Regions from separate parts of the Homo sapiens genome. Here region 1 is linked to region 2. A link is an interaction called in ENCODE POLR2A ChIA-PET data of the cell type or tissue named here. Cell type or tissue: HepG2. All regions are shown on one strand. Links, peaks and the distances in the headings refer to the core of each region. The heading gives the core; the rest is flanking DNA.

Region 1 (2,825 bases), core at 106-2,605, 79 kb before region 2:
TATGCTGCCATAAAGCAAGGACTGCCGAGGCTTTCAGGCAACACCAGAACCTGGAATCTGCACAGAAGGATTCTCCCCTGTGGGCTTCAGAGAGATCATGGCCCTCCAGACATCTTGATTTCAGACTTCTGGCCTCCAGGACTGTGAGCTAATCAGTTCCTGTTGTTTAAAGCCACCCAGTTTGTGGCAATTTGTCACAGCAGCCTGAGGAAACTGACACAGGCATCAATCAAGCCCTTCTCATACCCTATCAGAAGGAGGCGGGCAACCCTTCCTTAGTCTGGGCTGCATCCTCATCCTACAGAGAGAAGTTTGATTCTTTTTTTTTTTTTTTTTTTTTTTTGGGATGGTGTCTCCCTCTGTTGCCCAGGCTGGAGTGCAGTGGTGCAATCTCAGCTCACTGCAACCTCCACCTCCCGGGTTCAAGCGATTTTTTTTTTTTTTTTTTTAATGAGACAGGGTCTCTGTTGCCCAGGCTGGAGTGCAGTAGTGTGATCATAGCTCCCTGCAGCCTCGAACTCCTAGGCTAAAGTGATCCTCCTACCTCAGCCTCCTGAGTAACTAGGATCACAGGGCCATTCACCATGCCTGTCTAATTTTATAATTTTTTTGTAGAGACGGGGTCTTACTCTGTTGCCCAGGCTGGTCTCAAACTCCCGTCTCAAGCAATTCTTCCACCTTAGTCTCCCAAAATGTTGGGATTACAGGTGTGAGCCACTGTGCCTGTCTAGATGTCTGATTTTTAATCCCACTGCCTCCCAGTCCTACTCCTCAGCTGTCCTGACAGCAGCTCTGTACTAAGTAGACTAGAATCTGTTTTCTGAACACTCTTCAAGCCTAAATCATCCTTATTTAAGGGAGCTTTGTTCTCAGACTTTTAATCAATGTTTAAGTAGTCTGAATATCACTCCTGGAAGAGTAACAGGTTTTTACTTGGCAGCAAATGCTCTGAAATCTGATTGACTAGATAACTGTTACTGGCAGACTAGAAAGCGTAAAGGCAAGGAAGCCCTCTTATACTTACTGAGGCAATGAACATGTCAATGGCAGTGGCAGTGGTACCTACATGTTCTCTGCATTTCATAAGCCCCGTGACTCTTGCATACATGGAGAAGGGGTAAAAATGACTATCAATCAAATATGGAAAAAAGAAAGCAGAGGTGGTTTAACATATACAAAGTAAGATTTAAGACAAAGAGGATGGAATGTTTCAGTGGGATCATTTGATCTTGATAAATGGCAAAATCGATACAATAGTCTCCTCTTATCCACAGCTTTGATTTCCATGGTTTCAATTAGTTACTAGTTACCCATAATACAGAACAATAAGATGTTAAGAGAAAGAGAGAGATGAAGAGAAAGAGGACCACATTCATATAATTTCTGTTATACGACATTGTGATAATTGTATTTTATTATCAGTTACTCTTGTTTATCTCTTAACTGTTCCTAATTTATCAATGAAACCTTATAATCATAGGTATGCATGTATAGGAAAAAGCAGTGTGTGTATATGTATTTGAAGATCAGTACTATCTGGGCTTCAGGGGGTCTTGGTGTGTATCCCCCAAGGACAAGGTGGGACTACTATACTGGGTATTGCAGTCTTTGCCCTCTATAGTCTTACAGACCTGAGGTTAAATCCTATCACTGTCTAACCATAAAACTACAAAATTATCCTCCTGGAGCCTCAGTTTTCATATAGGTAAAAAGGAGATAAAACATACCTTCCTCATAGGGCAGCTATGAGGCTTATATTAGCTAACGTATGCCTAGGATTCAATAAAAGTTAGCTCTCATGTTCACTCTACTTACTTTCCAAGAAACATACCAAAGCCATTGTTTCTTTCCTCAAGCCCTTTGCCCTTACCTTCAGTGCTTTTTTTTGTTACCAAAAACTTTATGCTCTTTATAAAATTTAATTTTTATTTTTTTGCCTTAAGCTATGATGTTTGAATGTTACCAAAAACTTTAAATCTATCATTTATTAAAATAATTTGGTTTCATTAAATAACTTTTTTAAAAACATACATTTTAAAAATTTCAATAGTTTTTAGGATACAAGTGGCTTTTGGTTACATTGGTGAATAGTATAGTGGAGATGTCTGAGATTTTAGTGCACTGGTCACTCAAGTAGTATGCATTGTACCCAATATGTCATTTTTTATCTCTTAATCCTCTCTCACCCTCCCTTTTCTGAGTCTCCAGTGTCCATTATATCACTCTTTATGCCTTTGTGTACCCATAGCTTAGCCCTACTTGTAAGTGGGAACATACAGTATTTTGGTTTTCCATTCCTGAGTTACTTCACTTAGAATAATGGCCTCCAGCCCCATCCAAGTTCCTCAAAAGACAGTATTTCATTCTTTTTTATGAATGAGTGGTATTCCATGGCGTATATATACCACCTTTTCCTTATCTATTCATTGGTTGGTTGATGGGTACTTAGGTTGGTTCCATATCTTTGTAATTGTGAATTATGCTGTGATAGACATAGGCATGCAGGTGTCTTTTTGATATAATAACTTATTTTCCTTTGGGTAGATACTCAGTACAGGAATTGTTGGATTGAATGGTACATCTACTTTTAGTTCTTTGAGAATTCTCCATACTGTTTTCCATAGAGGTTGTACTAATTTACATTCCCACCAGCAGTGTATAAGCATTCCCTTTTCACCACATTATTTTCATTGTCTTGATTCTTCTAATCTGTGAGCATGAGATGTATTTCCATTTGTTTGTGTCATCTATGATTTATTTCAGCAATGTTTTGTAGTTCTGTTGTTGAGATCTCTCACTTCCTTGGTTAAATATATTCCTAGTTA
Region 2 (2,825 bases), core at 31-2,530:
AATTATTAAATGTATAAAATTTACATCGTAAGCATTGTGTTGAGCTTCTCAGGCACATGTGCTCTCACTCTGTACCCACAAATACATTTAAGGCACAGGAGGGACACTTGGCTTTGATTACATTCAATCACCTGCAGTTTATGCTTCTTAATGGCTTCTGAGTGGTCTGAAAAAGTCTGGTTTTATGTCTGGGCAAAAAACAGGATGGAGAAAAAGGAAAAAATGATCATTTAAACTTTCCTTATTTTTGACTTTGCTTTTTAAAACATGCCTGAGCTATCACTTTGAAAATACTAAAGATTGTTTTAGTAGGTATTCTCAGAGTATCAATTTATTTTGGCTTTTTAAAGGCAATATAATATTAGCACTAAAGTTAGTTGACATAACTTCCTATATCTTAACGTAACTGTTAATTTTTTGTATTGCCTTCAACATATTTGTAGATGTATATTTTTATATAGTATAATTTGTGTATTTTCTCAGTAGTATATGGTAAATATTTTCCATGTTTCTAATGACCTTCTAGCCATCATTTAAAAAATTGCATCATAGTCCATCTTGTTGACATACCTAGTATGTTTTATTTGTCAAAATACTGTTTAATTATTTCCTGAATGCTATCTGTTGGAAGAAAAATGGATATAATTTTCAAACTCATTGTGAGGGAAAGTAACCATAACTCAATTATTTGCTTGAAGATGATTGTGAAAATCTTCAAAAGGGATTTAAAATGGTGTTTTAAAATGTGGATTTTGAATAACATCCTAAACTGCTCTATCTGCAGGTAAACATAGAATGGGGAAAATGAGGAATAGCTAAGACAGATGTGGCACTACTTTGGCGCTATATTTGACAAAAACATCATGACATGGTGATACTTTGCTGAGGCTCTAATATGATCAAAAGACAAAACTTGGAAGGCATGGATTTAACTTCTCTTATAAGAACAGCTCACAATATGAACTATAGTTATGACATTCAGCTGAGACCTTTGTGTGGCTGGTTCTGGTATCAGCACCCTTGAGAATGCTTACTGTACTTACTGTATTGTACTAGCTGCTTATCTCATACTGTTAATATTTTAACAGAATGTTTCACCAGATTTTGAACTGCTGTATTCTCTTGGTTAAGCAACTTAGTAACTGTTGGGATTTCCCAGGATTCCTAATACTATGTCCATTGTTTGAAAAATCCACTTTAACTACTGGGTTTCTCCTAGTGTTCCTGAGAATGACATGTTGGTGGCTAGAGCTTTGAAATCTTTAAAAGGCTTTTGATTGAGGTCCTCGGGCTTTTGAATGTCCCCATGCTAGGTGAGATACAGTGTGTTTTAGTGGGTTATGATTCCTATAAAGCTTCTTATACTATGAAATTACTTTAAATGAATCTGGGAGTTTATGTCTGTCAGTTTTTTATAGTGAATGTCTATAACAGAATGCTTTTGTTGACTCCAGGTAATTAAGACAGGAGTGGAATTATCTTGCAATATGTTTGAGTTTATATTTATGCTTGTTTACTCTTTGAAACTAGTGCTGTGTTTAGTATCCTGTTCTGTTTCAATTTTGAATTTTGTGTTTTCGCTGTGTCTGATGTTTTCATTGTGACATGAATTTCTTTTGGTATCTCATATTTCTGTAGTTGAAATATTATCAAAAATAATAAGCAATACATGGTATAATGAGAATGTTTACATATCACTGAGAAATTAAGTGCATTTCCATTGTTTTTGTAGTTATAATTTTGAATCTGAAAGTGATATATGGAAAAATGATGTTTTTTTGTTTATGTGCAGAAAAGATGAAAAGGAATATGCATTGAAGCAAATTGAAGGCACAGGAATATCCATGTCGGCTTGTAGAGAGATTGCAGTAAGTGGATACAAATACAGTTATTTATTTTATTATTGATATTGGGTGATGATTTATTTTAATATAAAAGTTTCATTAATATATATAATGAATGTTTATTTTACATATGTTAGTTTAAGAATATTTTATGTAGAGTGAGAAAATCTGCATAAACTTTTTATTTTATTTTTAAATTTTGAGACAGGATCTCATTTTGTTGCCCAGGCTGGAGTCCACTGCAGCGTGAACCTCCTAGGCTCAAGCGATCTTCCTGCCTTAGCCTCTCGAGTAGCTGGGATTACAGGCATGTGCCACCACACCTGGCTAATTTTTTAATTTTTTTGTAGAGAAGAGGTCTCCTTGTGTTGCCTAGGTTGGTCTCAAACTTCTGGGCTCAAATGATCCTCTCTCCGTGGCCTCCCAAATTGCTGGAATTAAAGGTGTGAGCCACCATATGTAGCCCATAAACTTTTTAGTTACTTGAAAGTCATCTTTGAATATCCTCTTAATGATATTTAAGATTTGTGATCTCAGAAATACTGAACAAAATGATTTAATTTATTAAAATTGTGATGGAATTTTATTTTAATTAGTAATTTAATTAATGTCTATTTTTCTGTAGCTTTAGGACTGATAAGGTCTTTATAGAGGAAGGGGTCATACTATTAAATCTTATTCATTTTAAATACTATTTCTGAAATATATAATATAGTGAGATGTTATTAGTCACCAGAAAATAAGACCATTATAATAATAGGATAATCCCTTAAAGAAAATAGTTCCCTGTTTTGGTCTTTATATATCATACTAGTACATTTAAGAAATGATTGTTCACAAGAATACTAAACATTTAATGAGTGTGTACTAGATACCAGGCTTACTAAATGGTTTCAAGTATTAATTCACTTAATTTTCACAACAATCTGTGAAATAAAATTTTAATATCCCCATTTTACAGATCAGAAAACAGAGGCAAAA

The links. Peaks named below come from ENCODE experiments on the same cell type or tissue, not always from the same donor. Only the 100,000 strongest peaks of a DNase experiment are listed, where the experiment ranks them.
Region 1: POLR2A ChIA-PET joins it to region 2 with 5 read pairs; 10 of 35 experiments call an interaction of 5 or more read pairs at or near these places.

Annotation. Positions count from the first base shown.
Region 1 is chr6:110,823,790-110,826,614 of GRCh38, reverse strand. It overlaps a transcript of AMD1 not described here. Among named protein-coding and RNA genes, the nearest start is that of CDK19, 9.7 kb to the right of the region's middle. RefSeq lists a silencer at 2-202. In HepG2, for the core only: no CTCF peak of the experiment used is centred there; no DNase peak of the experiment used is centred there.
Region 2 is chr6:110,745,169-110,747,993 of GRCh38, reverse strand. CDK19 (cyclin dependent kinase 19) reads left to right here. Exons shown (of 13, transcript NM_015076.5): 2 at 1,793-1,868. Among named protein-coding and RNA genes, the nearest start is that of CDK19, 69 kb to the left of the region's middle. In HepG2, for the core only: no CTCF peak of the experiment used is centred there; a DNase peak (open chromatin) is centred at 1,123; H3K4me3 peaks cover 1,695 bases.